2 separate regions of the Homo sapiens genome follow, and region 2 is linked to region 1. A link is an interaction called in ENCODE POLR2A ChIA-PET data of the cell type or tissue named here. Cell type or tissue: endothelial cell of umbilical vein. All regions are shown on one strand. Each heading gives the region's core, and the rest is flanking DNA. Links, peaks and the distances in the headings are about the cores only.

What was found. ChIA-PET counts read pairs that join two places held together with the same protein. Peaks named below come from ENCODE experiments on the same cell type or tissue, not always from the same donor. Only the 100,000 strongest peaks of a DNase experiment are listed, where the experiment ranks them.
Region 2: POLR2A ChIA-PET joins it to region 1 with 8 read pairs; 10 of 35 experiments call an interaction of 5 or more read pairs at or near these places.

What each region holds. Positions count from the first base shown.
Region 1 is chr22:29,101,657-29,108,576 of GRCh38, forward strand. The region is part of intron 3 of KREMEN1 (kringle containing transmembrane protein 1); the gene reads left to right. Among named protein-coding and RNA genes, the nearest start is that of KREMEN1, 32 kb to the left of the region's middle. In endothelial cell of umbilical vein, for the core only: no CTCF peak of the experiment used is centred there; no DNase peak of the experiment used is centred there.
Region 2 is chr22:29,039,596-29,043,595 of GRCh38, forward strand. ZNRF3 (zinc and ring finger 3) reads left to right here. Exons shown (of 9, transcript NM_001206998.2): 3 at 2,900-2,974; 4 at 3,704-3,835. Among named protein-coding and RNA genes, the nearest start is that of ZNRF3-AS1, 10 kb to the left of the region's middle. In endothelial cell of umbilical vein, for the core only: a CTCF peak has its summit at 1,283 (motif pointing left); DNase peaks (open chromatin) are centred at 1,266 and 2,036.

The DNA of each region.
Region 1 (6,920 bases), core at 2,921-6,920:
TATGTTTAGATACAGAAGTACTTACCATTATGTTACAGTTGCCTACAGTATTCAGTACAGTAACATGCTGCTCAGGTTTGTAGCCTAGGAGTGACAGGCTATCCCATTATAGACTAGGTGTGTAGTAGACTATCACATCTCAGTTTGTGCAAGTGCACTCTATGATGGTCACACAACAACAAAATTATATGACAATGCAGTTCTCAGAGCGAAACCTTGCCTAAGAGATACATGACTATACTTTTAAACAAGGTAAAGAAAATACTGTGTGTAGAAAGGTCTTGCAGAAGGTTTGAACCACAGAAACTAAAGCAAGATCTGCTTCTATAAGGAGTCTATTAATGTAGTATATATAATGTATTTTAAAATATGCCAGAAGAGCTCAGTGCCTAGAGCTGAGGAAAAAGACAGTGAATTCGTAACATCCTATCTGGGTTATTTTTTTCTTATTATTTAAACCTGCTCTTTGCATTGCCCTCTTTCTCACCTCTCAGGTCAGGAGTCTTGTGTATGGGATCTGGCAACCCTTTCACTGATACCTGGAATAGCATCTGAATGCTGAGGCCTCCAGGGGGAAAGGCAGCCCCTGACCAGTGCTGCAGACCTAGTACTCACCTTTTGCTTAGCTTCACTATCCTTCCAACCTGAGTGTGCCTTCATCCAGTCCCCAAACTTAGAAAACAGTAAAGACCAGAAGAATGGGCTTTTGCTCAGTCTGCTTAATCAAATTTTTAAAATGAAAAACATCTCATTTGCCTCTAGTTATGTAAAGAAGAAAGAAGCAGAGGGAGAGGAAAGCAGATTTTCCTCGGTCCATTTGTTCAACACAAAGATAGTCTTTTAGTACCAGCCTGTGTCATTCTCTTGGGAGTGGTAAAGAGGGGGTTTCAATCTGGGCACTTTTATTTGGAAAGATAATCTTTGACTTGCATTTCTAAAATACAGTCTGGGCCAATAGGGACTGATTCATGTGGTCATTGAAACCAGGTTCCAGAAGAAAGAATTATAACAAAATGCTATAAACCGCTTAGTATGCCTCTAATTTGTAATATTTACCGGATATGCTTTCCTGTTCCAAAAAAGGAAAATTAAATATTATTTCAGTTTTTCTGTGGCCCCTTGATAACCCTCTAAAATCTCTAAAGCTAGCCTTGAGATGGTCTGGGCAGAGAGATTTGTAGAAGTTGGGAATGAGAGCTCTATAGTACCTGGTTTCTGGGGATAGAGGGTGGGTGGTGTCTGGCTTTGGTTCTTTGGAAAACCCTTCAGTTTACCCTGTGGGGACCAGGGCTCCCCATCAAGCCGGACCTCAGACATTGAGTCTGGCAGCATATTGTACTTCTAGTGTGTCTGATTAACATAGTTGAGCAAAACCTGTTTTACAGTTTGTAGCAAGAGATGTTTGTAATTGCCTGGTGGATTTAACAGAGATACAGCCATCCTATTTTAGGCCACTTTTGCCCTATTTCTGGATGTGGAGTCACAATTTTCATGAATAATACTAAACCTCTGCATGAAGCCTGCTATTCATGATTAGTATTGAACTTGTCATACAGAAAAAGTCCTGTGACATGATCAGATTCCTGGAAAGTTCATATCTGAATATAACAGACCCAGCAGGAGCCAGGGGGAATGAATGTTTAGGGACAAAGCAGAATCTGGCTGAATGGTGGGCCATTGTGTGGAAACCAGATCTCTGCCCCTTGGTGTGTTATGTGTAGAGCTACAACAAGCAGGAGGCAGACCTGAAGTACAACTCAAATGGGAGCAGAGGGAAATCTGAACTGCTCTTGACCTGCAGAGCATGGATCAGAACTTACTGTTAAAAGAACAACTCGGAGGTAATTGGATTTGCCCCTGAAACTGCTTTTGCCAGAATGTTTCTCAGAAACCCTAAGTTCTTATTGCAGCCAGGAGAAATGCAGACTTCAAAAGCAAATTCCAACGTCTTCGGGTTTAACATGTCTCTAGATCCCACGCTTTAGATCTCTAAGGCCTGTTGGTTTGACTATTGAGAGCTATTTTTTGTTTGCTGAAAAACATTCCCCCAATTTCTACAAACCCAGCTATAAAAATTCATCTTTGAAATAGGGACATTTGAATACAGACTGAGTATTAGATTATATTAAGGAATTACTGTCAATTTTATTAGCTACAATAATGGCGTGGTGGTGAAGTCCTTTAAAATTACAGATACTGAAATATTTGTGGTTGAAATGACATAATATTTGGGATTTGTTTTAAAACAATCCAGCCCCCCAAACAGTGACTAGGTAGGGGTAAGGGAAATAGATGAAACAAGAATGGTTTAAAAAAAAGTGGATTATTTGTTGATGCTGGGTGATGGGTTCATTATTCTTTCCCACTTTTGTGTATGTTTGCAACTTTGAATAATAAAAATTTAAAATTATTTTTATAATATTTTAAATATAAAGAGTAAATAAACACAGCATTCTGAGTATCTAGATTCAAATATGTAACATGATTAACCTAAATTGTAATTTTTTTTTTTTTTTTTTGAGACAGAGTCTTGCCCTGTCACACATGTTGGAGTGCAGTGGCGAAATTTTGGCTCATTGCAGCCTCTACCTCTAGGCTCAAACAGTCTTCCCACCTCAGCCTCCTGAGTAGCTGGGCCTACAGGCACATGCCATCACACCTGGATGATTTTTGTATTTTTTGTAGAGACAGGGTTTTGCCATGTTCCCCTAGCCGGTCTCATACTCCTGGGCTCAGCAATCCTCCTGCCTTGGCCTCCCAAATTGCTGGGATTGCAGGCATAAGCCACCACACCCAGCCAATTGTAATAATTTTACACATAGCCCACAGGTATCTGATGTCATTGTTAAAGTTAGTTATTAAAGTTTTAGTTATTAAACTTGCTAAAACTATTAGTTATTTAAAGTTATTAGAACTATTAGTTATTGAGGTTAAAGTTAGTAAATAAAGTTTAAAATCACAAGAACTTGGCTGGGCGCAGTGGCTCACGCCTGTAATCCCAGCACTTTGGGAGGCCAAGGTGGGCGGATCACCTGAGGTCAGGAGTTCAAGACCAGCCTGGCCAACATCTCTACTAAAAATACAAAAATAAACTGGGCGTGGTGGTGCACATCTGTAGTCCCACCTATTCGGGAGGCTGAGGTAGGAGAATCACTTGAACCTGGGAAGCAGCGGTTGCAGTGAGCTGAGATGGCGCCATTGCACTGCAGCCTGGGCGACAGAGCAAGACTCCATTTCAAAAAAATAAATAAAATAAAATCACAATAACTTAGACATATTTAGAAGTTATTAGTTGTGTCAAATGACATTTCTTAAGCTCTGACCATCTGTCAGACCTTGTACAAAACGGGGGACACAAGGATAGTATGTTCTGCAGCCTGTGGGGAATCCTCAGTCTGGGACAGAAGACAGACAAATGAACAGATAAGCATATGCGAGATACTCTATAATAAGTGAGGTGAGCAAAAGGTTCGGAGCACCCAGGAGGGCCATCTGTCTGGCATGGTAGGGAGGCAGGGGCTACTGTCTGTTGAAGAGGGCTTCTGGAAAGAGTGGGGTCTTGTTTAGGGCTTCTCTACTTTAAAGTACATCCAGTCACCTGGGATCTTATTAAAATACAGATTCTTATCAGTATGTCTAGAACAGACCCGTTACATTTTTAACAAGGTTCTGGGATGCCAGAGCTGCAGGACTACACTTTAAGTAGCAAGGTTCTAGATGTTAGGGCTGGGTGGGTTGGGGTAGTAAGGGCATTGGAGGCAAAGGGAACAGTTTGTGCCCCTGCATGTGCATGAGCGTGCGTGTGCGCACACACACACACATACACACACACACACACACACACACACACACACACTCTGATGAATTCCAAGCAAGTTGGTGTTGCTGAAACATAAATTTTAAGAAGAAAGGGGCAGGAGATGAGGTCTGAGAAGTACACAGGGCTAGATGATGTCAGGTCTTATGGTCTGGGTATGAAGCCTGGACCTGATCCAGGAAGATGATGATGAAGCTGAGGTGAGGGCTGAGTGTCTGAGGGAGGCATTTCTCCATAGTTCGTTGAGCCTCTGTATTAGGGATTTGGGTCAAGATTTCCCACTTTTAACCTATGAGAAGTTCTCTAGTGATTGTATCATTCACACACATCAGCCCTAAGAGGATGCCAGCAGTTGCACTTCTGCAATACGTGTGGAACCTTAGGTCCATCTCAGCTGGTGACCTCACCAGCTCAGGTTTCTTTTAACTAAATAATACCTGGACTTGTTAAAAATAGATTTAAAATAGATTTCAGATGTTAGTATTTGCCTTACAAAAGTCAGCCCAAAAAATAGGATGTGAAAGGTTCCCATTATCCCTGATAAGGGTTTTTAAAACTGTGTTTAGAGTATGTGTAAAAAGCCAAGGGCACTGTGGCAGTGGTGGTCAAGGCAGTTTCTCAATTATAGAAAATGTTTTGTTTCTGTCAGCACTTTCTGTGTTTTAATGTCAGCACTGCTTTCTAGTATGTTTCAGCTATTGCTGAGTACCTACTATGTACAAAAAGCACTTATATTCACATTATCTTTTTTTTTTTTTTCTTTTTGAGACAGAGTCTCACTCTGTCACCCAGGCTGGAGTGCAGTGGTGTGATCTTGGCTGACTGCAAGCTCCGCCTCCCGGGTTCACGCCATTCTCCTGCCTCAGCCTTCTGAGTAGCTGGGACTCCAGGCGCCCGCCATCACGCCCAGCTAATTTTTTTTTTTTTTTGTATTTTTAATAGAGACGGGGTTTCACCTTGTTAGCCAGGATGGTCTCAATCTCCTGACCTCGTGATCCGCCCGCCTCGGCCTCCCAACACATTATCTTATTTAACGTTTTCAACAATCCTATGAAGCAGGTGGCATGTCTACTCTCCCGCCTCCATTTCTCAGATAAGAAAATTGAGCCCAGATAGTTAAGTGATTTGATGAGGATTACAGTCTGAGTCAAACAGGATTTTTGACCAGGACTCCTGATAGCTAGACCAGTGCCTTTTCCTTCTAGCACTTGAGAACAGTCCCATTTCCTTTATTTCCTTGAAAACAGGGGCTCTGGGATGGATTCCGGCTACTGTTGAGGTCATTCTTCAGAATTTTCTTTGTGAATTGTTTGGGAATTAAAGTTTGAAATTCTGATAGTATGGTGAATTATTAAGATTGCTTTTGTGACATTGTGGAAACCAAAGGGTTAACTCAGTGGCGACAGAGGGTCTGCAGTTCATGCTGTTAGCTCTAAGTCATTTTATTTTCTTCTTTGGCTTTGGGAAATCCTAAGCCCCAGGAGTAAAGCAGGCTGAGATGGGATCTGGGAAGCATTTGCTGCCCAACAGAGCCACTCTGCAGTATGCTGGGCTATCTCTGTGGGTGTCCCCAGACCAGCTGTTCTCAGCGAGGAAAGGGCTCCCCTGGGGTTGGACCCACTGCACAAAACAGTTCGTCAGCAGCTTTGTCTGGGCCTTAGGTTCTCCCCCAATACCATGTCTTCACTGCTGTGGGCTGAAATTCACCTTCTCTGAAATGACACATCCCCGTGTACCATTTATACTTTTTTTTTTTTTTTTTTTTTTGAGACAGAGTTTTGCTCTTGTTGCCCAGGCTGGAGTGCAGTGGTGTGATCTCAGCTCACTGCAACCTCTGCCTTCTGGTTTCAAGAGATTCTCCTGCCTCAGCCTCCCAAGTAGCTGGATTACAGGTGCCCACAACCGTGCCCAGCTAATTTTTGTATTTTTAGTAGAGACGGGGTTCACCATGTTGGCCAGGCTGGTCTCAAACTCCTGACCTTGTGATTCGCCTGCCTCGGCTTCCCAAAGTGCTGGGATTACAGGCATGAGCCACCACACTTGGCTGTGTACCATTTATACTTTACAGCTAAAGTGAAAATTCCAACTTTTGTTGATAGCCAAAGCAATATTGAAATGAACATTAATAGGCCAGGTGAGGTGGCTCATGCTTATAATCCCAGCACTTTGGGAGACCAAGGTGGGAGGATCGCTAGAGCCAAGGAGTTCAAGACTAGCCTGGGCAACATAGGGAGACCCTGTCTTTACAGAAAACTTAAAAATTCACCAGGTATGGTAGCATGTGCCTATGGTCCCAGCTACTCAGGAGGATTGCTTGAGCTCAGGAGGTTGAGGCTGAGCTCGCATCACAGGCACCCTTGTTTTACTTGATTGTACTTTTATTTGTGGAAGAGTGCTGATGGAATTTATGGAGGCTTTACCTCTTTAAGCCTCTCCTTGGTAGCCACTGAAAAAAGCCATATATTTCAACAATCTTCCCCACACCTAGCACAGTGGAGAGTGTAAAAGTGCTTGCTAAGTATTCTTTCTTGGCTGGGTGTGGTGGCTCATGCCTGTAATCCCAACACTTTGGGAGGCCAAGATGGGCAGATCGCTTGAGCCCACGAGTTCAACGCCAGCCTGGGCAATGTGGTGAAACCCTGTCTCTACCAAAAATACAAAAATTAGCCAGGTGTGATGGGCATGTAGCCTGTAGTCCAGCTACTTGGGAGGCTAAGGCAGGAGAATCGCTTGAACCCAGGAGGCGGAGGTTGCGGTAAGCCTAGATTGCGCCATTGCACTTTAGTCTGGGCGATGAGAGTGAAACCCTGTCTCAAAAGACAAAATTCTTTCTTGATGCCATGAAGTCTTATCTCTTCCTCTCTTCCCATAAGAGACAACACAAGCTGGTGGAAAGATGGAAAGAATGTGGACATCTGAGTCACACCCAGTTAGGTTTGAATCATTATCTGCTTAATAGCTTTAGGCACAATGACTCTCAGTTGTGCCTGGGTTTCCTCATTGGTGCCTTCCAGAGTTTTTTTTGAAGATTAAATGAATAAAATGCATGCTGCCCTAAGTCCTAGCACATATCAGGTAGACATGAAAGTACCAACAGGTATTG
Region 2 (4,000 bases), core at 1-4,000, 65 kb before region 1:
ATTAACTCTGGCATCCATGAGCTGTTGGCCTCTGGCAGAGGAGTCTGTGTCCCTAAAGAGCTCTATGGATAGCCAGTATGGTGGCTCATGCCTGTGATCTCAGCACTTTGGGAGGCCGGAATGGGAGGATCACTTGAGCCCAGGAGCTCAAGACCAACCTGGGCAACATAGTGAGACCTCGTCTCTACCAAAAAAAAAAAAAAAAAAAAAAAAATTAGCCTGGCATGGTAGCAGGCACCTGCAGTCCCAGCTACTCAGGAGGCTGAGGCAGGAGGATCATTCGAGGCCAGGAGTTTGAGGCTGCAGTGAGCTATGATTGCACCACTCCAGCCCAGGTGACAGAGTGAAAGCCCATCTCTGATAGATAGAAAGATAGATAGCTCTATGGTGGAGGAAAGTGATGCCACTCTCGCCTCACACTTTTTCAGCTGTGTCATCAGCATCCTCTCTTCCTGGAGGAGGGTGACAGGGCCAGTGTAGTTCTGAGTTGCTCTGATAGCCTGCTGCTTCTCATTTGAGTGACCAAGGCTGGGAATTTAGAAGGGACTCTAGTCATAATAACATAGGCGGCCTCCCTGCACCCCCTCCCCCTTTTTTTTTTTGAGGCAGAGTCTCACTCTGTCGCCCAGGCTGGAGTGCCGTGGTGCGATCTCGGCTCATTACAACCTCCGCCTCCCAGGCTCAAGTGATTCTCCTGCCTCAGCCTCCCGAGTAACTGGGAGTACAAGCACATGCCACCACATCCAGCTGATTTTTTGCATTTTTAGTAGAGATAGGCTTTCACCATGTTGGCCAGACTGGTCTGGAACTCCTGACCTCAGGTGATCTACCCGCCTAAGCCTCTCAGAATGCTGGGATTACAGGCATAAGCCACCATGCCCAGCCATCCCCCACCGCCTTTTTTTTTTTTAACAGATGGGGAAACTGAGGCTGAGGCTGAAAGCAATTGAGTGACTTGTCCACTGTTGGCAGCATGCCAGTGGCAGAGGCAGGAATAGCTCCCAGGATTCATTCCTGACTCCTAGCCTAGCAATCTGGTGATGAAACAGGGTGTGGTGGACAATCGGCAGAGACTTTCAATGCATTGAATCTCCATTCAAAAAGAAAGGGTCCCCTGCAAGACAAAGACAGATTGTCCAGAGTGCCAGAACTTCTTAAACTGCCAAGGAACTTGCAGTATACTGAAGATTTTACTGAAGTTGTTTTTGGTACTGTTTGGTGCTAAATACAAGGAATTGGTTTGTTGTAAAAGCTATAGGGTGAGACTGCCCTCTAGTGGGCCAGTGGAGCTATTGGTCTAGCTGTGTTCTGGGCAACTTTGCTTTCTCACGCCACATCAATGTAGAGCGATTATTCCTACGGAAAGGAATTTCAATTTTATTCTTTCTCAAGCACTGTGGCCCATAGTAACTCTGTTGATCTCTAAGCACTAGCCATCATTTGCGCGTCTTATAGAAGGCTGGGTTTGCCTTCTATACATACACACATTAGAAGTGTCTTACTTCCCTAACAAGATTCAGGCTCCTAAAAGCCAGGACATGCATGTATGTATGTATGTATATATTTTGTGGAGACAGGGTCTTGCTCTGTCACTCAGGCTAGAATGAAGTGGTGCAATCACAACCCAACCTCTACCTCTTGGGCTCAATCAAACCTCCTACCTCAGCCTCCCGAGTAGCTGAGACTACAGTTACGTCCTGCCACACCCAGCTAATTTTTCTGTTATTTTTTAGATAATGGGGTCTTGCTATGTTACCTAGACTGGTCTCGAACTCCAGCCATGCTATATCTTAAGTCTTGTTTTTCCACAGCTTCTGCCTTGCTGTCCCCTTAGCTGGACATGGAATTAGAAGGTTCTTTGGGATGGAAAGGAATCCTTCCCCCACCTCCCCCAAAAAGAATCCCGTCACTTCTCATTTGTTCCTAAAACATTCTAATCTCATCCCTCTGATCAGTAGTTCCCCAAGTAGTTGAATCATCTGAATCCCCCAGAAAGCATACACAACTCAGTTTCCTGGGCCTGACTCCAGCCCTGCTCAATCAGTCTCTGTGGTTTGAGCCAGGAAACCTGCTTTACAAACTTCCCAAGTGGCTTTTGATGTGTAGCCAGGTCTGGCAGCCAACTGCTTCAAAACCCCATTTACAATTATTTTTCACAGCTCCCACCACCGACAGTGTCTCCAGAGGTCTTCAGCTTGTGTCACTTATTAAAATTAACCATTTTGAGACTCATTCAGAAATACTCAATATATTCTTCTAACTGGGTGACATGGGAAGGAAAAAGGAACCGCATGAGATGGACCAAAGGCACTTGCTTTGGTTGCCAATGGCTCTGAAACAGGAAATACTGAAACCAATACCTCTGTACTGACTGGGCAGGTTGTTGATGTGTAGGTTGTTTTCAGTATTTGGGCTGGATAGGAAGACAAAAGTTTGTTAAGTTATCAATTATGTATTTTCCCCTATTATAAGTCATCTGACCTCATGATTACCATACAAGGTAGGTGAAATTGTCCTCTTTAAAAAAAAGTTTTCTAATTGACAGATAATAATTGTACATATTCGTGGGGTACATAGCAATATTTCAATACATACAAGGTATAGTGATCAGATCAGGGTAATTCGCATATCCATTATCTCAAACATTTATCACTTCTTTGTGTTGGGAATGTCCTTCTCCTAGCTATTTGAAACTATATGTTATTGTTAACTCTAGTCATCAGTCCCCTTCTTTATAGATGGGAAAATTGAGGATTAGGAAAGTGAAGTAACATCCCTGAAGTCACCTAAGTTGGTAACTGTCAGATTCTGCATTTGATTACAGGCCTGATTGCCAAGGCCAACTTTGAAAAGGTAAGAGGACCAGAGGGCCAACCTGCTGTTTTTTTAACTCTGGCAGGCCAAGCGAGCAGTACAGCGGGGAGCTACTGCAGTCATCTTTGATGTGTCTGAAAACCCAGAAGCTATTGATCAGGTAAGCTCCTCAGGCCATGCCAACACTGCAGCCTCCCTGAGAAAGGCACTTCCTTTAGTGAGCTTGGCTTGTCCCGGTCATGTCACCCTCATCTCAGAGCATTTGCTCTTGTCTTCTGAAGTTAGGTGTCCATGTTTGGACATAATTCCCAAAGGAGGTATACTGGGCGAGGTTAAGAGCCAGGGAATTGGGGCACAGGGGGCATTTTCTCTTTTTTTCCCCCGAGATGGAGTCTTGCTCTGTCACCCAGGCTGGAGTGCAGTGGCGCAATTTCAGCTCACTGCAATCTCCACCTCCCGGGTTCAAGCGATTCTCCTGCCTCAGCCTCCCAAGTATCTGGAATTATAGGCACGAGCCACCACGCCTGGCTAATTTTTGTGTTTTTAGTAGAGATGGGGTTTCACCATGTTGGCCAGGCTGGTCTTGAACTCTTGACCTTGTGATCCATCTGCCTCGGCCTCCCAAAGTGCTGGGATTATAGGCGTGAGCCACTGCACCGGGTTCAGGGGGCATTTTCTAAGACCTTTCTGGGCCTTCTGCTTGCCCAGTCCATCCCAAAACAAGCGTCATTCTCAGCCTTGCTCTTCTGGGAGCTCCAAGGCTGTAATGTTGGAAGAGCTGGAGGATTCCAGACAGGTATTCAGTGTTCCTTCCCTCCAGCCTTTCTTTCTCTCTACTGCTTCTTAAAGTAAGCGCACCTTTTAACCAGAGCCCTCTCTTCTTCCTTAGCTGAACCAGGGCTCTGAAGACCCGCTCAAGAGGCCGGTGGTGTATGTGAAGGGTGCAGATGCCATTAAGCTGATGAACATCGTCAACAAGCAGAAAGTGGCTCGAGCAAGGATCCAGCACCGCCCTCCTCGAGTGAGCCTCCGCACCATTTGGCACAGGCTCGGGGCCTTCTCTGCTACTACCTGTCCCTTTATTTCCCTTGGGCTTTCATTCCTATCTCTGTCTGAAATGCTGGCATACCCCAGGTTCCTGCAGGCTTAGATCAGCTATTGGACTCAAGGCCAGGGTGAAATTTTA